2 separate regions of the Homo sapiens genome follow, and region 2 is linked to region 1. A link is a loop called in an ENCODE intact Hi-C map of the cell type or tissue named here. Cell type or tissue: ovary. All regions are shown on one strand. Links, peaks and the distances in the headings refer to the core of each region. The heading gives the core; the rest is flanking DNA.

Region 1 (12,495 bases), core at 2,339-10,338:
CCTCTGTGTCTTTCTATACAACCATGTACTCACATATTTATATTGTACCTATAATTGGAGTCCAGGTTGTGCCCTGCTTGCCCCATCTAAGGGCACAAGTCATTCAAGGGCAGAGGTTCCTGTACTGGTCCAGAACTGAGACCTGGCCCGGTGCAGTGTGGCTCCCTGTTGGCCTTGCAATGTGGCATTGCTGAGCCGGGAGCACCATCCTACCATTCTGACTACACAAAACAAGTATGGGGACAAGGACTGTCCCTGTACTTGGGGCCTCTTGGTCCAGTGGGGAACCAGACCTAGAGACAGATCACCAAAACCCAGTGTGAAACAGGTTACCATAGGGAGGCATGGATTAAGTCTATGAGGGTCTTGCTTATTCCAGGGCCTCAATAGCCCTGGGCACAAGACCCCCAACTGGCTACGCTGAATTAGCATTAGGTGGCATCATGATGAGGTATAGTGGGAGGAATCCTTGTATTAAAATAAGAAGCTTGGATTCTGTTCCTAGCTGCTACTAACCAGCCTATTGAAGGTAAACAAATCGTTGGGTATTTCTGACCTTCAACAGGATTGCAAGGAAAGCATTAAGAGGCGATGGTTAAGCCAATGCTCAGGATTTTGAATTCTCAGATTGAAGACTTTCCGAATACGGGCGTGAGTCCATGAGAAAGTTTCCTAATCTCTCCTTACACTTACCACCAGGGAGCCAGACCCAATTATTCTTGGCCAAAGAACAGGAGCCTTAATATTAATAGTAGATGAGACCTGGTAGGTGTCTTAGAAACTTAAAATGTGGCCAAGTGGAATAGAGAGAGAACTTATTCTGTGGCTCCTCTTGCAGCTTTGGGATGACAAGGGTTACAAGGAGTTATAGGGAGGCAGATTTCAGCTTAGTTTAATGTATGGAAAAAGTCTCCAATAAGCAGAGCTCACCAGCAGTTAAATATACTCAAACAGTAAGTAGGGAGCTCTCCATCTCTGGAGGTATTCAAGGAGAGACCAAATGAGCATTTTGAAATATCGTAGAACAAATTTATATATTAGCTAGAGGGCTGTATTGGATAATTGCAGTTCTTTTTTCTGGTTTTGATGAACCAGTGTTTCCATTTGTTCTATTACAAGACTGTTCTTCTAATGATCTTTTGTAAGATCTGGATGTGACAAGTAACTTCCATAAATATATACAAGTGGAGGCTGATAAGGCAGTGTTTATTTTACTTTTTAAAAATCCAAGGCTTACACTGTAAGAAGGTAGAGAAAAAGAGTGTATGAAATAAAGGAAAAGGGAAAAAGTTGGATCTTAGCAGGTATTTACAGAATGCTTAAAAATCTTACAAATTTAGGCAAAAATGGAAATGTTAAAATTTGAACCTTGTTCCCAAAGAACTAGGGAAGCTCCCTATTTGAATGAACCCCCAATTGTGTGAACCCTTCCTAAGAAGAGTTTTTAGAAGTGAAAAAGTCTGTAACATCAGGATTTGCTCCTTAATGTCTCTCTCGTGTAGCTGCACATGTGGAGTTTGTTAAAACACAGTGCATCGGTGTGTGTCTGGGAACAGGTCCATCTGGGAGAAAGGGAAATGGCAACACAAGCCCTTGACTTTAGGGGAAACATCCTTTCATCGTGCTTGCTTGTGTGTCCTGTGAAGTAAGGATTTTCTCCTCAAACTTAGGAGTTTTGTCTGGAAGCCACAGGAGTAGAAAGAGACTGAGGTTTCTTTGAGAAGAATTTAGCTTCTTAACTTGAGAAGGGGTTTTGTTTTGGGTAGAAAGCTTCTCACTGCAGTGGGTGATGTATTGCCATAAATGGGCTGAACAATGTTTTGCCCCTGTGAGGAGGGGCACAATAAGGCTGTTGACTGCTGCCCCTAACACTGACCTACCTTCTGTCTTTGCTTGAGATTTTGCCTTCAGGGTTTTCATGATGATGATGGTTTGAAGTCTCCGTGTGCATTAAAAGGCGAACCCTCCCTTCCCTCAACAAACAAAAACAAAACCCTTATAGAAAGATGGAATCCTAAGCCTTTCTTTCTTTTAAAAAAATTTTTTTAAAAAATTATAATCGATACATAATAATTGCATGTATTTCTGGGATACAATGTATTGTGTATATTTCTGGGGTTTCAATGCATGTGTACATAGTATAGTGATCAACTCAAGGCAATTACCATATCCCCCTCTCTAAACATTTATCATTTGTTTGTTTCTTTTTCTTTTTTTTTGAGATAGAGTCTTACTCTGTCACCCAGGCTGGAGTGCAGTGGCACAGTCTCCGCTCACTGCAGCCTCTGCCTCTCAGGTTCGAGTAATTCTCGTGCCTCAGCCTCCCGAGTAGCTGGGATTACAGGCATCTGCCACCACACCCGGTTAACTTTTATATTTTTGGTAGAGACGGATTTTCACCATGTTGGTCAGGCTAGTCTCGAACTCCTGACCTCAAGTGATCCACCCACCTCGGCCTCCCAGAGTTCTTGGATTACAGGCGTGAGCCATGTGCCTGGCGCATTTATCATTTCTTCCTGTTAATAGCATTCAAGGTTCTCTCTTCTAGCTCTCTTGATATATACGACACATTGTTATTTGCTGTAGTCATGCTACTGTATAATAGAACAGGAAAACTTATTCTTCCTGTCTAACTGTAACTTTGTACCCATCGACCAACTTCCCTCCATCCCCCCTGACTTCTATTTTCCCCAGCCTCTGGTAGCCACTATTTTACTCTCTTCTTCTATGAGATCAACTTTTTAAGATTCCACCTATGAGTGAGATCATGCAGTGTTTGTCTTTCTGTGCCTGGCTTATTTCACTTAACATAATGTGCTCCAGGTTCATCATGTTGCTGCAAGTGACAGGATTTCATTATGTTTTATGGCTGAATAATATTCCATTGTGCTGATGTACCACATTTTCTTTGTCCATTCATCATCAGATGGGAATTTAGGTTGATTCCATATCTTGGCTGTTGTGAATAGTGCTGCAGTAAATGTGAGTGTGCAGATGTCTCTTTGACATTTGATTTCATTTCTTTTGGATATATACCCAGTAGTGGGATTGCTGGATCATATGGTAGTTCTATTTTAATTTTGTGAAGAGCTTTTGTACTGCTTTCCATAGTGGCTGTACTAATAAAGGACCAACTGCTAGGTTTGTAGGCAGCTGGTTCCCTAAGTTGCACGTGATGCTTTCTAAAAATGCTTCTGGAAGTCAAAGGAGTGAAAGTTGAATAATTCAGTTGAACATTATTATGGAGGATTCCATTACCAGAAAACTAAAATGCATTACAAAATCCCCTCACTATGTCTCATTGTTCAGAAACAATTTCTGGTAATATTTCCAGCAGTTTGTTCTTTAAGAGAGTTTTTAAAAAATGTTCACGTGATCATCTGGGCAGCCTGTCAACCTGCTTAAGTTCTGGAAGGGCCCAGCTGAGGCTAAAGCTTTGACGATGTGCCCTATTAGCCTCTATACTCTGAAGTAGATCTATCGCTCTCATCACAAGGGCCAACATTTTAATTTTTTTCTAATTCATTGTTTCGATGGATTGATTGGTTTGTTTATTTATTTATTTTGGAGATGAGGTCTTGCTGTGTTGCCCATACTGGTCTTGAACTCCTGAGCTCAAGCAATCTGCCTGCCTTGGCCTCCCAAAGTGCTGGGATTACAGGCATGAGCCACCACACCCAGCATTTTGATTTTTTTTTTTTAAAGGGTAGGAGGCAATAAAGTATTCAAATAATTGTACAAACTCTTTAGGATCTAAGCTCTATCGGGGCAGGGACTGTGTTTATTTTCATCTCTGCTGTACCTTCATGACCTAAAACAGTGCCAGGATACAGTAGTCCTTAGGAAATATTTGTTAAATGATTAAGGAATGGCCGTTGTAAATGGTGCCAGGTAAAAATGGCAAAGCTGTGGAGGTGGCTGAGTTGCTTGGCTGGCAGAAAGCATCCTGTGACACGTGACCGCCAGCTGACGGCTGAGCGTCCACGTGTGGCCTGTGTGCTGTTTGAAGGCTGAAGGGATGAAAATCAAGAACTGCCTGTAATAGGTGGGTTTGAGTCACCAGGGTCATTGGCAGAGTGGCTGGAGCTTAGAAGACAGACTTCACCTGCTTAATTACAGATGTTGCTCAGGCCACTCAACCTCTCCCTGCCTGTAACGATGGCCCTTCTAGCCGCGACACTACCAGGCCAACTAGAAACACCTGGCTCTGCCTGGAGAAGAACCTATTTTGCTTTTATTTTTAATTTTTTTAAACATAAATCAAACCAGCGTCTTTTGGATTTAACATTCACTTCCTGTACTGCATGAGGCCTTCGTCAGCCTTCTTTGTTTTAGAAATGATGGGGTTTTTTTTTGACTTAAGAAAAAAATACCCTCTGTGATTTGTTTCCCTTGAATCAATCTGTCTTTTGGACTTAATTTAAATCAGACTTACCCTCCCTCCCTTCCACTATTTTTATGCTGAACTTATATTGTATATCATGGGTCATATGTCCCTATGATCCAGCTTTAAAATAAGTGTATGGCCAGTGCCTTTCAGCCCCTGGGCACCCTTCACTGACTTTGTCTTTGCCATTTTTTCCCCCAATGGGGGAAAGATTTTGTAAATATCTTAAATTTTGTATTATTTTCTTGCATTTCTTTATGATTTTAGCACCTAAATGTATGCTTTCCCAAGTAATGTATTGTTTTGTTTTACCTGCTTTTGAGCTTTACTTAAATAGTATCAGGCCGGGTGCGGTGGCTCATACCTGTAATCCCAGCACTTTGGGAGGCCAAGGCGGGCGGATCACTTGAGGTCAGGAGTTTGAGACCAGCCTGGCCAACATGGTGAAACCCCACCTCTACTAAAAATACAAAAATTAGCCGGGCATGGTGGTGGGTGCCTGTAATCCCAGCTACTTGGGAGGCTGAGGCGGGAGAATCACTTGAACCCAGGAGGCAGAGGTTACAGTGAGCCAAGGTCAGGGCGTTGTATTCCAGCCTGGGCAACAGAGCAGGACTCCATCTCTAAATAAATAAATAAATAAATAAATAAATAAATAAATAAATAAATAAATAAAATAGTATCATCCTATGTTTCATTCAACATTCTACTTTTGAGATTCATCCATATTGATGTGTGTGTGGCTGCAGTTCGTTTTTTTATTGCTGTATATTATTCCATTATATTAATATATCAAAATTAATTTATCCATTCTTCTATTCCTAGACGTTGGGATTACTTTCAAGTTTTTTCTATTAAGGACAATAGTATATTATGGGGGTGTCCTTGTATCTATCTATAGTTTCTCTAGATTATTTACCCAGGCATGGTAAATGATGGTTCAACAGATACGTGCACATTCGGCTTTGCTAGGTAATAAGTTGTTTTCCAAAGTGATTTTACCAGTTGATGCCGCCACCAGACATGTTTGCAATATCCAATTGTTTTTTATCTTCATGAATATTTGGTATTATCAGACTTTTAAGTTTCTACCAGTATGGTGGGTGATATGCCATTATAGTTTTAATTTATATTTATCTGATTATTCGTGATGTTGAGAATCTTTTTATGTGTTTTTGACCTTTCCTCAAAAATGTCTGTTCACTCCCTTAGTGCATTTTTCTGTTGTTTTTGTCTATTTCTTAGTGCTTCAGAGGCAGTCATGTATTGCAATATCTTCCCCTCATTTGTAGATAATCTTTTCATTCTATGGTTATCTGATACATAGATATCCAAAGAATGAAACTTGGTGGATCTTGAACAAATCATGTCACATATCTGGGCTTCCAAATATGTTTCTGCTTGGGCCAATGAGTATACTGATGCATTCTCACCCTGCTAACTCAATAGGTGGCAGTGGCAAAATGAGCTGATGTGCATGAAAGCTCATTTTGAAAGTGAAGCACCACACACTTGTATAATGTAGAAAGTCTAGTTTTCTTTCTATCGTCCTACTGCCTCCATTTTTATACATAATATACTTCCTGGAAATCTTTTTTGTTACTGGAGCTGCTTTTATTTCATTGTACTTTTAGTGCCTTATTAAACTAGTATCAGTTTGTTTACTAATTATCCGTTTGCCCCTCTAGAATGTAAGCTCCCGAGGACAAGAATCTTATCTAAGTTGTTTATCATTGTATCCCCAGCAAGCTGGAATAGTGCCTGGCATACAGTACCTGCTCAGTAAGTATTTGTTTAATGAATGACTGAATCAGAGGTGTTAATAGTAGCCATGTTATCATTGCCACGTAATCACCCAAATGCTGTGTTTAGGGGTTGCTCCTTGTTCAGATAACTTGCAAACTTACATAGTGTACTGATCCATGTAACTCTGGCCTTCTCCTTTTCAGAGAGGATGGGTGGAGTCAGAGGAAGGGAATTGTGCCTTTGGGAGCTGAGGTTTTAGACTTGTAGCTGGGGCCCCCTGATGGGCTGGCACTCCTCTGAAGGCAGATTTCTAGGGTGAGAACAGAATTTCCCAGGCCATTTTCTTTGCCCTTCTGTATGGTTGCTGTCAAGTTTACTGCTTTTTCAAACCCTGTTAGCTTTTGCTTTGTTACTATAGGAACAAGAGCTGGTAGTCTGGGGGAAATATATGTGCATGTGAGTGCTGGGGAGGGGGTGTAGTGGCTGTGGTGGCTGTGGACTGAAGGGAGTGAGGACAGCAGAAGATGTTCACCGCTGAAGTCTCTCTGGGGGCCCTGCCCACTTTGGCCAGTGCTCTCTTCAGAGAGTTTTTGACTTTGCATGGTACACTCTTGGGGAACAGGCATCCCTTTGTAGATCTGCAGCACTCTCCTGGCACCCATCCAGTCCTTCAGTGGAACATCTGGAAAGCCTCGGCCCCTCCCCATGCCAAAGCCACTGAGCCCTGGAGACAGAGATCAATGACCTCTTCTTTGCTGCTCCTTAACCCGTGTCCCAGACAAGTGTTTTTCTGGGAACCAGTGAATAACGCAGATCTTTGATGCCAGCGCTTGTGTGCTGTTGCAGTAACACTTTCACTTTTGATGATAGGGTGGGGGCAGAGGAAGGGCCTCGGTAGGGAGAGCAACGAGAATTTGGCTTTTCAGGAAATCAGAACTCAAGTGGGGAGGCTTGCTTCCTACTCACTGGTTTTCTGGCTGGGAAAACAGCAGGCTGAGCCATTGCCTGATGTGAATGCTCCTTCGTGCTGGGGCTGGTATTAGGGGTAGGGGTGGGCTTGAGGCTAGAGACTAATTTGGTTCTAACCTCCACAGGCAATCCTTGTAACTCCTGGGAGATAATGCTGAAAAAGTGCATGGTGATTTTTCATGCATGTAGTTTATAACACACTGAGTTATGCTGAACACAGTGAAAAGAACTTACGATATATAATAGATTGGGGGTAAATATGCTATGTAATTACCTGCTCTGCAGTAATGTTTTACAACCCATGTATTAGGTTGCATATCTAACAGTTATCAAAAATATATACATTATATATACATACAATAGCAAAAAAATATAGAGTAGAAATGCCCTTAGCCCATTCTTCAATAAATACCTCTTCGCATGAGGCTTCAGGTCCCCAAGACTGGCTTATTTTCAGTGTTACTAAAATAAATTTTCTTTTATTCTCCCTTCTCTCTTGCACATTGTAGGTACTCACTAAATGCCATTTGAACTGTTGGCGAGAATGAAACTAGAGTTTTCCTTGACCCAGAAACTGCTGTAGGTTTACTTCACTGATGAACCTGCCTAGGTAGTGCACAAAGTGCCAGGTCAAAACAGCAGAATATTGAAGGCAAGGTAAATGTTTACAGCTGAAGGGCACTGGTAACTCCTATAATGGAGTAATTAACAACCATTATAAAGTTTTAGGTTTATTTTTATATATTAATGAAGAGAGGTTTTGAAAATAAATGGTTAAGTAAAAAAAGTAAGTTGGAATAGTAGCTATACTGTGATCCCATTTGTGTGAAAATGAGGAAAGAAACACAAAAACATACGCCAGCATAGTGTACACACACACAAATTTACCTCTGAAAAGTGGAGATGGGGACCAAGGGACTTATGCTCCCCACGTAGCCTTTTAACTCATTAACATTTTTGCTGTGAGTTTATATGTATGTAAAACAATAACTGCCCTGGAGAATGGTCTTAGGTACTACCCCGCCACCCTAGTGTAACCTTTCTTCTTGTATACACACACACACACACACACACACACACACACACACACACACACAGTATTTCAAATCTGTTACTCTGAATTCTTCATTGTGTTCCTTCCTGGTTTACCAGGACTACTTCCATTTCCCTCCAACAGTCTGCCTCCTCCTCATCCGTCCAGGTCTCACCACCTCCATGTCACCTCCTGGATCCCTCTCCAGTGGAACTTGGCCTTCTTTGAAGAGCCACAGAACTTCCTGGTCATACCACCTAGTGGTGCATTAGGCCGGAGATTGTTCCATCTTTTTTCTTGGTGTCAGCTCCTCTAACCAGACTGTCAGAAGTGAGCATGGTACTGTGTACAAGAATGCATCAGGCATTGCCTACCTGTGCAGTCAGAGGGGTAGGGGATTCTTTGGCTGGATCTTCTGGTTTTCTGTGTCCCTGGAGCTGGGCTCAGTCACTAACTTCTGCACTTCTGGGAAACCAATTGCCAAGTTACCCTACAGATCACGGGAACCAGGTCACAATGCGCAGGGCTTTGGGGATTGCTAGGACTCAGAGCAGGCAGCTTATTACCAAAAGTCAGCTCTATTCTGCTCCCCAAGGCTGTGTGTGTTTATATGTGTGTGGTGTGTGTACATACATGCATGCAAATGTGTACACACATGCACCCATAATCACCTGCGCAGGGTGCCCCTAGGCTCAAAGCTTCGCAGGGGCTGCATTCACATTGAAAACTTAGGGACCCTGTGCCCCAGATCAGGGCCTTCTGGCTGAGATCCATTTTGAAAAACAGCCTTACTCACTCTCTAATCTACTCCCTGGTGTCTCCACCCCCTCTACTTGCTGTGGCCCCACTGCTGGAGGAGAAGAGAGCAGTTGGGGACAATATGTGTGGTTTGAGGGACTGGGGGGTTGTGGGAGAGGGAAGCTGAACCCACAGTTTGTCCTGTTAGTGTGTGCTTGCGGTTCCTGGAAGTTGGGTATGCAGAATTAGGCTACTCATTTCCTGGCAGCTCATAGCCTCCAGTCTAGACCCTACTGTCTAGGGTCTAGGATACTTTGGTAGGAAGATCTTGACTCTTCAGGAAAATGGAAGGTCTCAGGGCCACCCACTGTGTTGCCTATATAATGTAGCCCTTGGTATCTCCTACATAAAGGTAGGAAAACTCTTTTGTACCCTCAAAGGGCTTAAAATTTAGTCTTAGAGACAGGCTTGTCTGCAAACACAATACCAGGGTAAAATAGCACTTGCAAAGTCCCAAAGGCTGCTCCGTGATGAATCAGGACCCCAAACAGCTCTACCTGCAAGGGCCAGAGTGGTGCCTGCCTTCCCTCCCTCCCTTCTTCTTGCCCTACCTTCCTTGTTTGTTAGGTGCTCACGGGCCAACCCTGGGGATGCAAAGAGGAGTCACAGGCAGTCCCTACTCTCAAGGAGTTCATGTTTTAGTAGTAGAAATAGGCGTTTAAGCAGAGTAAGTGCAATCCAGTGCCACAGATTTAGGAGCTCATTCTGTTCAGGATGCATTGAGGCTTAACAGATGACCTGGCCAGCTCTTCCTGGCTCGGAATACGGCTTGCAAGCAGAGATGGCTCTTTTTTGCTAGGGGGAGGACAAGTGGTCATGATAGCAGGCTTCATCTGGGTGTGTAGGAGATGAGCTCTCAGGGTGGGAAGGGCTAAGCTAGACAGTAGGGACGGGAATGGTGCGCCTGGCTGCACTGGAGAGTCTAAAAGGGGGCATTGCATCCTGCTGGGCAGCAGACGGCCCAATTCAAAGGCCATAGAGGTTGCAAGTCTGACCCTGCCATTGGTGTCCTAGACTAGCTCTCACTTTTCCAGGTTTCAATTTCCTTGTTTGTAGAATGGCAATAGTAAAACTGCCCTTCCTACAGCTACTTTTTTGTAGAGGAGGAATCTGAGGCTCTGGTTTAACTGGTTGGAGAGAATGCCAGGATTCAGCCTGGGTGTGAATCCTTCTACCCCTCAAAGAGCGTCATTCTGCTCTCTCTGGCTGCTCCCCACAGCAGAATGGATACCCTCAACATCAGTCCCATTGGCCTAGGGGGCCTCAATCTTCTGATATTGCATGCAAAATTTTCTGTACGTTCTGGGAACGCATTTTAAGGGACGAAGGTTCATGGCTTTGCTCCAGCTCTCAGAAGAAGGCAAGACCTCAGAAAGCCTAACAATAACTGCCCTGGAGAATGGTCTTAAGTCCTACCACACCACCCTCATGTAACCTTTCTTCTTATCCTTCAACATTTTTAGGAACAATAGACTGTCCTAAGTAGTTATTTTTCACTTGAAAGAAACATAAAACATTGTAATAGAAATATTTTTTTAATGTAAACATAATTGCCTTCTTAATGTACTGAGAATGAACTGAATGAACACAACTTAAGGGCTTAATGTCTTACACATTTTTATGAACATCGGTTATTGGTTTGTGCTCTTCTGAAGAGTATAGGGAGCATAGGATTTATTCCCATACCAAGGGATCCCAGGTTGCTTGCTTTCTTCTTTAATTCCTCCCCAACCATTCCTATGGATTATAAAGAGATATTTCATGTATAATTGTTTGCGTGGGAGCCCGAGGATGACTTCAGCTTCTCTTTTGAGGTAGAGTACTTGCTTTCATAATCATCTCTTGCTGCTTGGAGCTCTGGATTCATAGCAATATGGAGCTGTGTTTCAGGCTTCAGAGCAGGGGGCCTCGAACTTGAGAATACATCAACATCACCTGCAGGGCCAGTTACAGCTTGCTGGGCTCCACCTTCACAATTTCTGATTCTGGCGTTCTGGGGTGAAGCCGAAAATTTACATTCCTAAGTTCTCAGGTAACCTGAGACCTCTGGTCGTAAGACCAAGTTTTGAGAAGCTCTGTTTTAGAGTAGGACATCTCAAACTTTATTGTCCATATAAGTTACCTGGGGAACTTGTTAAAATGCGGATTCTGAATCAGAAAATCTGGGGTGGTGCCTGAGATTCTGCTTTTCTAACCAGCTCCTAGGCGATGCCAGTTCTGCTAGTCTGTGGAACAGGCTTTATGTAGAAAGACTTGAAAGCAGTGATTCTCAACCCTCTTTAATCAATTGGAATTCTCAACCTATTTTAATCACATGAGGAACTTGTGGCAAAAGGAGGAGGAGGAGGAGAAAAAAAGAGTCATACCCCCAAATAGATGATAAATCAGAATCTCAGAGGGTAGGGCTTGGACATAGGTATAGCTCCCCAGGTGATTTGAATGTGCACTCAAGGTTGAGAATATCTCTCTTAAGGTTGTGTGGCTGCTGGAAAGTCTGTCCTCTAAATAAATGGAGGATCGTAGTCTTGAATAGTGCTATGTGTTGAATATGTCCCCTCCAAAATTCAGATGTTGTGCATGTGATAGTATTAAGCGCTGGGGTTTTGAAGAGATTATTAAGCCGTGAGAGAGACTCGCTTGTGAATGAAAAGAAGGACCTTGTAACAGAAGCTCCATCAGCATTCAGCCTGCTTGCCTTTCCAACATGTGAGGCTGCTGTGCTTCTCCCCTGTGGAGTCTCACAATATTGGAAGCAGAGAGCAGCCCTCATCAAACAACTGAACCTGCCAGTGCCCTGATCTTGGACTTCTCAGCCTGCAGAACTCTGAGAAAATAAGTTTCTTCTTCTTCTTCTTTTTTTTTTTTTTTTTTTTGAGACGAGTTCTCACTCTGTCATCCAGGCAGGAGTGCAGTGATACAATTAAAATTCACTGCAGCCTCAACCTCACAGGCTCAAGTGATCCTACTGCTTCAGCCTCCCAAGTAGCTGAGACCACAGGTGCATGCCACCACACCCAGCTGATTTATCTTCATATTTTGTAGAGACACAGTTTCCCTGTGTTGCCCAGGCTGGTCTCGAACTTCTGGGGTTGAGAGACCCTCTCTCCTCAACCTCCCAAAGTGCTGGGATTACAGGCATGAGCCACCGTGCCCAGCAGTTCGTTTTCTTTATAAATTACCCAGTCCCAGATATTTTGTTACAGCAGCACAAATGGGCTAAAACAGCAGTTCATTGCTTTCCACCTGGGGTTTTACATGTGAATCATCTGGAAGGCTTTAAAAGATATGGGTGAGATAATATGTCTGGGATTTTCTTTTTATTTATTTAATTAATTAATTAATTGATTTTTATTTATTTATTTTGAGATGGAATCTCGCTCTGTTACCGAGGCTGGAATGCAGTGGCACGATCTCAGCTCACTGCAAGCTCCCGCTCCTGGGTTCATGCCATTCTCCTGCCTCAGCCTCCCGAGTAGCTGGGACTACAGGCGCCGGCCACCATGCCTGGCTAATTTTTTGTATTTTTAGTAGAGACGGGGTTTCACCGTGTTAGCCAGGATGG
Region 2 (12,495 bases), core at 2,864-10,863, 65 kb before region 1:
TAAACTACACTTACCTTTTATTATTACTATTTTGGATGGAAGTCATCACCCCTATTTCAGCTTTCATAAAATGGTTATAATGAACATAATTTAACTCATCCTTGGTGACTCTGGGCTTTTCTTAGGAGCATCGGTAATGTTGCTATGCAGTGGCACGTTGATGTTCACAGAGCCATTCTGGATACATCAAGGTGTTTGTCCCTTCATTAGAGAATCCTGACTCCAGTGTTTTTACGTGCAGTGTCTACTTACTTCAGTTTTTCTGTGTCTTCTCTATCAGCACTCACTTCTCATTGCAATCAGGGGGCCTGCTTCTACACAGCCTCTCTCATCCTTTCTACCTACCCCTCCATTGCCTCTAATTTACTTGATTCTGATCAGCTGTTGGTTTAGAAACCAGATAAGTGATCTTGTTTCAACAGTGCATGAAATGAAACAAGCTTTTCATGAGGACCAGAGGGACACTCCGTCTGAAAGGGATGTATGTGGACATTATAACATCAAATCTAATTCTCTATTCAGATGCCTTTATTACTTACTTTCTGTCTAAAGTAGGCAAAGTAGTGCTATTCTCGGGATTTTTAGGTCTGAAGAAATATATGAAGATACATTTCCTGATTCTTTAGCTTCATATGTTTAAGGATAGGTCAATCAGAGAAGGGCATTGACTTACACCATTGGTCCTCAACTCTGGCTGAATATTCAAATAATATTCAAATACCAGAACCTAGTCCTACCCCAGACCAATTAAATCAGAATCTTTGGAGATGTGTCCCATGCATTTTAATAACTCTCCTTGGGATTCTAATGTGCAAGCAAGGTGGAGAACCACCCACTTAGACCCTCGCAAAACCACCGCACTGAAGACTTGTGTCTTTTAAGACAGATGACAGGTTCTTGGTGGGGGAAGGTGGCTCATGCCTATAATCCCAGCACTTTGGGACGCTGAAGCAGGAGGATTGCTTGAGGACAGGAGTTCAAGACCAGCCTGGACAACATAGCAAGATCCCATGTCTACAAAAGAAAAGGTGCCTCTGGATTTTGTATAATAATGTGATAACTCAGAAATTTGTGTACAGAGACCATAAGATTGACCATATTATTTAATACATTTATTAAAATACTGTTCACAGTTCATGCATTTATTGCATGTCTTCTTTCACTGTGCTAATGTGTATGTTTGACAAAAGCCTAGGACCATAGTGAGACCTTGGCTCTACAAAAATTTTTTAAATCATATGGGCATGTAACTCATCACTGTAACTCCAGTGGAGCATAGCTCCTGCCTGTGGTCCTAGCTACTCAGGAAGCTGAGGCAGGAGGATTGTTTGAGCCTAGTAGTTCAAAGCTGCAGTGAGCTAATGATCATGCCACTGCACTCCAGCCTGGGCAACAGAGTGAGACTGTCTCTCTGGTTGGGGGAAAGGGGGGAAAGACAGGGATTCTCAACCCTCAGCCCTGGCTGTCCTTAAGAACCATCTGGAAGAGCTAGGAATCATTTGAAAATACCCCTGCCACCCATTTTTAATGAGCAGTCAGGGCTGAGAATCACAACTTTAAGATATTTTGCCTGTAATTAATATTTATATTTTAAATCTACATTTTCTGAGAAGCTCGGAATTTTAAAAAATGTATTAGTATCTTTCTGAAGATAATGAAAACTTGTGTCTTTAGATTAGCTTTACATATCTGACACCTAAATGGTAGTGTTCATTCATATTGATAGGATAATGAAGGAAAGAAGAGCTTTGATCAAACGCCTGGGACACCAAAGATTTATCTCTGGTCCCAAGAGTGGAAATCTCGAGAGTGGCCCTGAATTACAGAGCTGGCAGGAGCTCACAAGTGGTTTGTGGAAAGATCAGCTCTTTTGTGATGGCTCTTGGGACAGACAGTTCCTGTGTAGCCAGCTCTTCAGTATTGTCTACCGTGCATTTTGTAGTTGCAAAAATGCACATATGCATAAATGAGAGCATCCTTCAGCCTTTGGATGAAATGTGCAGCTGAATGAGGAATGCTGAAGAGATCATCAATGCCACCAAATCCTCCAGTGTTGTATGAAAGCATCAGTTTCAACCGAGATTCAGGGGAAAAGATAATATGAAAATGTGTCGAGGGTGGCAGCACGTGGGAAAACTTGCAGGATGCGCTGAGAAAAACACACACGTGTGTTCCAGTCTCACTGATTTGGAGCCTCAAATCTGCTAATAGGGCCTGTGATATTTTTAGCCTTGTTATCAGAGCGTAGAGCAAGTTTTCAAGGCTTGTAGGATGTATCTATTAAAATAACCTATGTGACTGAGTGGCTGCTCTCTATAACATTTTTGTTCCACTGAAATACAATGAGAGGAAATGGGGCTGCAGGAAATGGCCATTCTGTCAGAGGACCCAAAGCACACAGGGCCAGTCCAGTATTTACACACATTCTGGCCATTGTGCTTGCAACCTTGGGTAACCCTTCACGTTTTTCTTCTCCTTTTTCATCTTCTTCAGATTTTGAAGGTTATTCGGCTTGAGAAGGGATGTACTATGCTCTGGGAAATTGATTTGTGAATACACTTTGTATCTGTTTCTGCACAATCCTTGGAAGTTTTCAAGGCTGTTGATTCTCTAACAAGTAGCTGACAGTATGAACTTCTGGTCCTGATGATGGTGCTGGTGGTGGTAAGCGGGGAATGTGGTGGCACAACTATCAGACACCTGAGGCCCGTACCTGATTAAGGACCTCTAGAAAGGCGTGTAGGCCTCCCACAGAGGCCAGGCCAGCGTCTCCAGACCTTTGAAAAGGGAACAGAGCAGGCATGTGTTCCAGCCCCTCCACCTCCGCACAAACGTCTGCAGTCTACAGCCAGCTCACTTTGGTGAAGAAGGGAAGGTTTTGTGTAGAGGTCTCTGAATTGGCTGGTAGAGGTGCCTCTGACTGGTCACGGGGCTTGGGGACTAGGGATAGTTTCTGTGCCCTGCTGAACCTCCTCATTCCCACCTAATCAGCCCCTTTAAGTCCTTTTTACATATTGAGCTTTCTGGTAAAGAGGTTCCTGCTGTCCAAAGATTGAAACCAACTAAAAATAACAGAACGCGAGAGATGGAAAAGACTGTAAGGCAAGCTCTCTGGCTTTCAGTGGGGAAAGCTATAGTGAGCACGTGGGGGTCCTGGTCCAGAGTCCCTTTACCCATGGAGCCCCAAGAGCAGGCCCTACACCCGCTGGGCCTTGCCCCCTTCTAGTTTCAGGCTACCCTGTGGGCCAGCAGGCTCAGCATTACACTGTATTTGTATAATTCCCTATGTCCTTTCCTTCCATATCCTCTTTCTTTTAGTTCTTTTCTTTCTTTTAGTTCTTTCTTGAAGAATGGGGTCAATTGATTGATCTTGAGTAAACAAATAGTAGCCTGAGTGAATACCTGCAGAATTAAATTCTGATAGCTTATTTCACTCTAGAATCTTTATGGGTAGCTGCGCAAAGTGGTGTACTTTCCTTAAAGACAGCCTTTCCTTGATGCTGGGTTAATGCGCTCCTCTCTGCCCTTGCTGGTGCTAAAGGGTCACTGAGGCTCAGATGCTCACTGCCATCTGTAACTCCAGTGGAGCATAATGGTCAGGAGCACGGGCTTTGACCCCAGCTCTCTCAATGAGAATCCCGGTTCAAATACATTTGACCCACAGGACCTCTCTGGGTCTCAGTTTTCTTATCCCTGGAATGAGGATAATGGCACCTGTTCCACGGGGTATTTGTAAATGACCACATGCCTGTAGTGCTTAGTTGACACACAGTGTTTTAGTCCATTTAGTGTTACTCTAACAGAATAGCTAAGGCTGGATAATTTATAAGGAAAAGAGCCTTGCTTAGTTCATGGTTCTGCAGGATGGCAAGCTCCAGAAGCCTGGTGCTGGCATCTGCTTGGCATCTGGTGAGGGCTTTCGTGCTGTGTCACAACATGGCAGAAGGGCAAAGGGGAAGTGGTGCAAAGAGGCCAAACCTGAGGGGTGTCCTGGCTTTTAACAACCCAGTCTCACCAGAAGTAATCCAGTCTCCCCAGAGCAAGAACTCACTACCATGAGAATGGCACCAAGCCATTCATGAGAGATCCATCCCCATAACCCAGACACCTCTCATGAGGCCCCACCTCCCAACACCACCACACTTGGGATCACATTTCAACATGAGTTTTGGCGGGGACAACTCAAATCATAGCATACGATGAGTGCTCAGTAAATGCTAAGCTATTGTCAGTGGTCACTTTCCATCCCTACCCCAAACACAAAGCTAGAGAAGGGTGCCCTTCCCACCCTTTCCCTTCTATCAGCTTGTTCTGGTGGCTCTAACACGCAGGAGAGATGCTGGCCGAGGGTGGCTTCTGCTGCCTGGTGCTCAAGTTCCTGTCCCACTTTTACTGCTCACTAACTGTGTGACTCTGGATAATCTACGTAGCCTCTCTGTGCCTGGGTTTCCTGCCTTGAAAGATGGGGTTAAGGAGAGTTTCTTTCTTCAAGGACTGGTTGTAGGATTAAATGAGATAATGCTTATTGTAAAAGTGCATCCATTTTGTCGTGAGCACTGATAAATGGTAGGTGGTATAATTAATTAATTTTTTTTGTTGAGACAGAGTCTTGCTCCATCACCCAGGCTGGAGTACAGTGGCACGATCTCGGCTCACTGCAACCTCTGTCTCCCGGGTTCAGGTGATTCTCCTGCCTTAGCCTCCAGAGTAGCTGGGATTACAGGCACCCGCCACCACTTCTGGCTAATTTTTGTATTTTTAGTAGAGACGGGGTTTCACCATGTTGGCCAGGATGGTCTCAAACTCCTGACCTCAGGTGATCTGCCCGCCTTGGCCTCCCAAAGAGCTGGGATTACAGGCGTGAGCCACCCTACCCAGCCTAATTAATTTATTTGCCCTTCCTTGTTCCAGAATAGATTTAAGCAGGGCAGAGAAGAGGTGTTGAGTAAACAAAATGTCCTGGAAAGCTCTTTGCTGACTGAGAGAGAGCTGCAGAGGAGCCTTCCTATTTGTTGAATTTGGGCGAATGGGGAAAATGCAAAGCTCCCAATCCCCCAATTTCTCCATCTGTTTCCTGGGCTGCTGCTCTTCTTTCTCGCTTGTTCTCTTTCTTCTTCTGCTCTTGTGTGTTCCATGTTTGGTTAGACACTTCGGGGGAGGGAGGCAAGCTGAGAGGGGAAGAAAGAAGAAAAAATTATACCCAGACTCCCCCAAATCCTGCTCTTTGGAAACCCTGAGAGCTGACAGGTGTTCTATCTCGTTTGTCTGCAATGAAGATTACTGATGAATCCAAGCTGCAGGTTGTTTTTCTCTAGCAATGGTAAAGTATGTGTCCAAAAGCAACTCCAGACGGTGGCCTCAGCTTACTGATTTTCTCTCTGATGCTCTGGCCTTTGAGTTCTGTGTGAGCATATGTTGGGCAGTTAGCCAATTCCAGGTGTAGAGTTTTGTTTTCACAGCCATGATCAAGGCCAAACACCATACTTTGATCGAGGCCATCAGGAACCATCAAAAACAGCAACAATTGTTTAAATTTCCCCCTAGATATGTTTGGAACTGGGATCCGGGCTAAACCTGTGCTGGTGCTTGTCAAGGACAAGGACAGGGTCTCACACTGACTGGTGAACAGCCCTGTTACATAGCCAGGAACAAAGGACTCTGAGTCATGAGTGTTCACATTTTTTTTTTCTTGCTTGGTTCGGATTGGTTCTAGTTATTGGGATATTAACAGAAATGAAAAGGTTTAGATAAAATCCACAGCAATCCCACATCTCCATGCCTGAATCCCAGAGAGTATGATTCGGATTAGCCCTAAAACCTTGCCTTATTATCGTGGGGCAGCCGCCCTGGGACCCCAGCTAGAGAAGCAGGGAGACGCAGATGTTTCAGCTTGTTGCAAATGGAATTGTTGACCAGTCAATGCAGAACTCTTCCTCAGGAGTGTGGCATCATTGATTTATGAATTATGGCCCTTTTAAACTCTCTGCTTGCCTTCTCGGATATCGACGTTTTAAAAAGCGATTGCTCATGTGGATCCTTTTCAGAAACACATACACATGGCCCGAGATGAGCTCTTATGTCAGAGTAAATGGAGTGGCGCACTCTGGGCTGGCGTTTCCTTCGAATAATGAATTATTCAGGGAGGGATTTTTGTTTTTGAAAATGGCAAATGCATTGACGGGGCAGACAGGAAGGAATTACACTCTGGGCTGAGTACTTTCTTATCTTTCAAGGGAGGGGTTAACCAGCCTGGATGAAGCAGGGTGCCAATTCGTTCTCATTCCTGCGGTATTCTAGCACGGACCCTGATGCACGGCTTTCTGTGGTTTCAAGCGCCTGGGGAGGAACCTGGGCAAGGCTGTGGCAAGGAATCTCAGGAAGGGCATGGATCTCGCCTGACAGCCCCGTCTCTGGAGGGAGATGTGTGACAGTCTCTGACCACTCACTGCTTTTTCATTTTCCTTCTGAACATCTCTGACTTCCTTTCTTCCTCTCCCACTCCCAAGGTTGGACTGTTCGAATACAAGCCTCCTCCACTTCTAATTACTTGAAGTATTCATCAAAATGATAGACATCCTTTATTGATCACCTATAGAATCCTATGGGGGAGGGACAATTATTGCCCTACCCCCCCCCCCATCCACCATTTCTTTTTTTCTTAACGGGAGAAGAAACTGAACCTCAAACAAGTAGAAATGTCAAGATCACAGAGCTAATGAGAGCAGAGTGATTCAGACTCCGCTTCTGCTGTTGTTGGTTTGTTGCTGTTGTTTTCCACTCTTTCCTTTCATCTTTGTGCCACCCAGCCCTGTCTGTTCGAGGTACATGACCCCACCTTCTGAGGAGGTGAGGCCAGCACCTCTTCTCCTTCTTGAGGTCCCCCACGGGGGTTTCCAGAGACTGCAGCATCCATGCTGATGAGCCAGCCAGGGCCCCAGCCTCACAGTTTCTGGTCTTCCTTGGCATGGGCGTGTCGTGGAGTGACCAGACCTTCCACCTAGAGCTTTGACCCTGCCCTCAACTCTCCCACCACCCCGCACCACCACATCCATGCTCTGCTCTCCCTCAAACCTGAACCACTTGAACATTATTGTTATTATTTTTTTTGAGATGGAGTGTTGCTCTTGTCACCCAGGCTGGAGTGCAGTGGCGTGATCTCAGCTCACTGCAACCTCCGCCTCCCGGGTTCAAGTGATTCTCCTGCCTCAGCCTCCCGAGTAGCTGGGATTACAGGTGCCCACCACCACGCCTGGCTAATTTTGTATTTTTTTAGTAGAGATGGGGTTTCATCATGTTGGCCAGGCTGGTCTCGAACTCCTGACCTCAGGTGATCCACCCTCCTCAGCCTTCCAAAATGCTGGGATTACAGATGTGAGCCACTGCGCCCGGCCTGAACATTTTTAATTGCCCAGTCTATTCTGCTGCTCTCCATACTGGATTCTCCACCTGGCCTGAAGGTCATAGTCAGCTTCTTCAAACCACACAAACTGGCTCTGTGGGCCCTGGTTCCGTCAGCAGGGTGCTTCCTGGGATTGGCCACTATGTTCTTTGCCCCTTCTCATGTCACTGTCTGCTGGTCCTGCTCAGGTGGCCAGGAGCAGAGCAGAGCTCGGCAATGCTGTGAGACCCCCCGCAGAGTTGTCTTCTGCAGGTTTGCACAGCTTTTAGCATGACCTCCACTCCACCCAGGCTTGACAGCGCTTTTTCAAATTTCAAGCATTCAGAAAAGTTGAAAAGAATAGAAAATAAACACAGCTCATTATTTCTAAGCAATACTCCCATCCTCCATCTCCCTTCACTCTAAGCTTCTTTGCATTTCTTTGAAAGCAGTTGTTCTTCACACCTCTGTGCCTTTGCTCATGCTGTTCCTTCAGTGTAGAATGCCCTTCCCTGCTCTACTTGCTGAACTCCAGCTAATTCTTTGATGTCTTCTCCAGGTTCTCCATTCCCATGCCTGCCCCAGTTAGTTGTCTTATTCTAGGCTGACAAAATGTCCAGGTGTCGTTTGTATAACGTAGTAATTGATGATAGACTCTAGAGCCAGGCTGCCTGGCTTCAAACCCCAGCTCTCTCACTAGCTGTAAGAAACCTTGGACTGTTACTGAACCCTTTATGCATTAATTTTCTCATGTGTCAACCGAAGATAATAATAATTTCTACTTCTTAGGGATGTAATGAGCACTAAATGAATTAATATACATTATGAGAACAATGCTTGGTGTATGGGTGCCACATAATACAAGCATTGGCTGCTATTATATCTCTTATGATGATTTCACTGAAATTATCACTAAAATTGAACTTCTTGAGAGGTGGCACTGTCTTATCTTGACTTGGGCAATCTGCTTCCAGGCCAATTAACTTAACCTCTCTGACTTCACCTTCTCCACCTGCAAAATGGGGTTGATATGATATACTGGGTACCTGGGGGGATGAAATGAGTAAATACAGGTATGTCATTGTGGTCAAACAAGGGTGAGCCATCATTCTTAGCTATTGTGCATTTTTCCCAGAGCCCAGGTCAAGACTTGCAGAGCTAGAAAAGACTTCACAGGTCACGAGGTTTTACTTTTTGTTTTGTAGAGATGGGGGTCTCACTATGTTACCCAGACTGCTCATGAACTCCTGGCCTCAAGTGATCCTCGCGCCTCAGCGTCCCAGAGTGCTAAGAGTATAGGCACGAACCACCATGTCCAGCCACCTTGAGGATTTTTGTTTTTTAATGTTATAGATAAAGAGCTCAGAACAGTTAAGACATCATTGAGGGTTACGTAACTCCATTTACTATTTATTTGAGACACAATGGTACAAGAGGGTGAATCCCTAGGAGTGTCAGTGTTTCAGACAAAGCAGCTTTGGGAAGAGGGAGAATAATGCTTGCTGTCTAGCGTTTGATGTTTTCACAGATTGCCTGTGACCGCCTGTATGTAACAGGTATAGTATCATTAGCTTGTTGTCCATGTGGGGAGACTGCACCCAAACCCATTCTGGTGACATCACACAGTTGGAAGGCCACTTTACTCATTCTGCCTCATGGCTTAGCTTTCATAGAACAAAACCCCTACCAGAAATAAGCTGCAGGGTGAAGGGGAGGGAGGGAGCCACGCATGTCCTTGTCCTTACTAGGGTTTCTCAGCTCTCCACGACTGCGGTAACCACACACCCTGGTTTGCCCAGAACAATCTCAGTTTACACCTGTGGACCCAGTTCCATGGTGCACCACATACCTGTTCACTTGCAGAAGTGCCTTTTACAGTGCTGGGGAGCCACATCTTATGTTTTGCTTTTTTAACCTGCCAGCAGGCTTCTTGCACGCACCAGGCTGAGGCCGTTGTTCTCCTTAATTAATTCGCTCTGCAAGCCAGCCAACCCCACTGAAGCTCTGGGAGAAGGACAAGGAACATTTAAACTGACCTGTCTTTGGTTGGGGCGGTCTCTGCTGTTGGGGCAACAGCACTACGCAGAGGATGGCTGGAGTCCACATGCTCAGGAAGGACTGCATTGCACTTCATAGTTTTGTTTTCTTCCCAGCCCCATCTTTTTCAATTGGGACTACCGTGGTAGCTTTGGCGCTTGGCGCTTTCAGCATAGGTACTGCTATTCTTACAAGTGCTCTACCTCAGTAAAGGTTGAGGGGATCCAGGCCTTCTCATGGAACTCTGGTATTTAGCTGGATTGTAGCTGGAAGGAGAATGCACATTGCCAACATAACAAAACAGGCGCTGGGCTTACTGAGTTCCTTCGCCAAAACCCAGGAATGTAGACTTGTTCTCATTTCCTCATTTTATACTCCTGTGAGGAATTCTTGGGGCTGCATAAAGTGATTAACCCAGGAGCCAGCTCCTTGGCGTGTCGGGTAGAGAGGCCAGGCTTAATGAGTGTACTTTCTCCTGCCTTGATCTCAAGGAGCTCAGCAAAGTCGTTTGTGCAAATAAAGTATACAGTGGAAACCACTGTTTACTCCATTGGATTAGGCTAAACCAGATTGTAAAAGGCAGATGGGAAAAATAAAAAATAAATAGTTCTAAAATAAAAAAGGAATTTATATATGTGGAGCATATAAGCTAGGTTTTATTATGTCTATTTTAGAGATATAGAAACTGAGGCTCCCAAGAGTTAAGAGTAGCAGAGCTGTGGTTTGGATTTGGAAGCCCAAGCTCTCCCCACCAAAACACGTTGCCTCCTCCTTTGCCTCACATACATGCCTGCCCCCGACTTTTGTGGGACCTCCTGTAGGCGCTAAGGGAGAGCCATATACAATGTGTCCAAATATTGAAACATTAGATGTCAAACATAAAGACTGTTAAGATGTGTTCCAGCCTCCCAGCTTGACAAATATACCTTCAGAATGACAAAATTTAAAAAGTGTAAAGCCAGAGTTTTATATGATTGAAAGCAAAATATCAAGTTCAAGTTGCATATTTAATGGGAATATTTTTCTTGCTAATTTTCATTGTTTTGATCAGTAATTATTTCCTAAGTCTTTATTAAATCGAGAATTTATAATATCGTTTCAAAGTGTATATGGGCCATGCTCAACAGAAGTGGCTTTTTTTTTTTTACCTGTTTTCAGTGTTTTTAAAATTTAAAAAACTATATTTTATATTGTATTTCTTATTATTATGGGCACATAATTGGTGTTTTCTGTTTTTTAAAATGTGAGCATTGGCCGGGCACGGTGGCTCACGCCTATAATCCCAGCACTTTGGGAGGCTGAGGTGGGCAGATCACAAGGTCAGGAGATCAAGACCATCCTGGCTAACATGGTGAAACCCCGTCTCTACTAAAAATACAAAAATTAGCCGGGCATGGTGGTGGGCTCCTGTAGTCCCAGCTACTCAGGAGGCTGAGGCAAGAGAATGGCGTGAACCAGGGAGGCGGAGCTTGCAGTAACCTGAGATCGTGCCACGGCACTCCAGCCTGGGCAACAGAGTGGGACTCCGTTTCAAAAAAAAAAAAAGAAAAAAGTGAGCATTTTCATTCATTATTGATGTTCTATTATTTATTCTTTTCAGCTCCTTTTTTCTGAGCTCCACTTTTCTATTTCAATCATAATCCCAATTTATACTCATTTTCAGTGATCTAAAGAATTACACAAGGAAATTTAATTATATTCAAAGTGTATAAAAATTGAGTATATATTTAGTAAATAGATAAATTGTAGTAAATATAAAAGTTAAAATATTTGGTCAGGTTTGGTGGCATGTGCCTGTAGTCCTAGCTACTCAGGAGGCTGAGTGGGGAAGATTGCTTAAGCCCAGGAGTTGGAGGCTGTTGTGCACGATGATCATGACTGTGAATAACCACTGCACTCTAGCCTGGGCAACGTAGCAAGACCCTGTCTCTAAAAGAAAAGAATATTTTTTAAAAAATTAAAATTATTTCAATGTTTTCAAAAAAAGATTGTCTTCCAAATATTCAAAATTAAAAGGCACATGTCAGTATAATTAGTGCATACTCAAAATCTGATACTTTTTAAAGCATGGGGCTCAGGGCAGGCTCCTGTTGTCCCTAGTCTGCGGATGGCACTGCTCACACATTTAATTTGTACAAGGAGAAGATTCCATTTCTTCTTGCTGAGATGATGTCAGAAGTAGTTACCAGAATCAGGACCCAGTCTAGGGTCAGGGTTTTCCAGCAGAGGCAGGATCAGGAATTGCAGTCATGTCACCAGGCTGCAGCTTAATGAGGTGTAGGTTAAGCTCCTAGCATCTGAATGTCTGGACTTCTTGTCCACAAGACAAAGAAAGCCTGGATTTGAGACTGTTTCCATGGTGGGTCCTGGGGAGGAGGAAGGCTGATATGTGGGTAGTCACCTCCAGGCTGGTCAAGTGGGGAGAGATTTTCCCCCTAGTTCTCTAGTTTGTATAATGCTGGGTAGATGAAAATATAGTTGCAGGGTAGGGTAGTGGTGGCGCAGGAGTGCCCAGCGGCTGGATACTTGATAGTGTGTTAAAGCAAAGGCATGGAGCAGTATGCTAAACTCTGCACAGTCAGGCTACAAGGTTGCTGGGTCAGCTGGGGGTCAGGGTGTTTTCACAAAATAAGAAAGGACTGAACGGGAAAGGCTGTTCAGTATAAGTCACCTTGAGAGCATGGGGAGTCACACTGCCCAGGCAGCAGCCCTTCCATAAAGCCTCATGCTGGGGGGTCTGACTCGAGAGAGCAATCAGGTTGCCTATGTCATTGGTCAGGCTTCTGGGCCAGGGCTGGAGTGGCTGGAGCCCAGGTAGACCTGTGGCACCTGGCAGGTGCCAAGGGCAGTTTTAGTCAGCAGTTGGCTACAGGCTCTTGCCAATAGGCAATGAGAGGCCTGTCTAGACTGGGGTTTGAGGGCAGCCTTCACTCCTTACTCCTAGAAGGAGTAAGTTCTGGAGAGAAGGACAAGGGAGAGCCACAGTCTTGGCAGAACTGGGCTGCTGGGCAAGGGGTCAAGTCCATGCCTTAAGCCCCACAAGGAGTTTCAACCTATGGGGTTCAAGGCAGAAGAACAAA

The links. A loop is a pair of places that touch in the nucleus more often than their neighbours do. Peaks named below come from ENCODE experiments on the same cell type or tissue, not always from the same donor. Only the 100,000 strongest peaks of a DNase experiment are listed, where the experiment ranks them.
Region 2: a loop joins it to region 1, with 3 times the contacts of the local background. A loop is called at or near these places in 5 of 110 quality-filtered maps.

Annotation. Positions count from the first base shown.
Region 1 is chr2:45,854,030-45,866,524 of GRCh38, forward strand. All of the region lies in intron 2 of PRKCE (protein kinase C epsilon), which reads left to right. Among named protein-coding and RNA genes, the nearest start is that of PRKCE-AS1, 180 kb to the left of the region's middle. In ovary, for the core only: no CTCF peak of the experiment used is centred there; a DNase peak (open chromatin) is centred at 6,888; H3K4me3 peaks cover 917 bases; H3K27ac peaks cover 2,698 bases.
Region 2 is chr2:45,788,219-45,800,713 of GRCh38, forward strand. All of the region lies in intron 1 of PRKCE (protein kinase C epsilon), which reads left to right. Among named protein-coding and RNA genes, the nearest start is that of PRKCE-AS1, 120 kb to the left of the region's middle. In ovary, for the core only: no CTCF peak of the experiment used is centred there; a DNase peak (open chromatin) is centred at 6,333.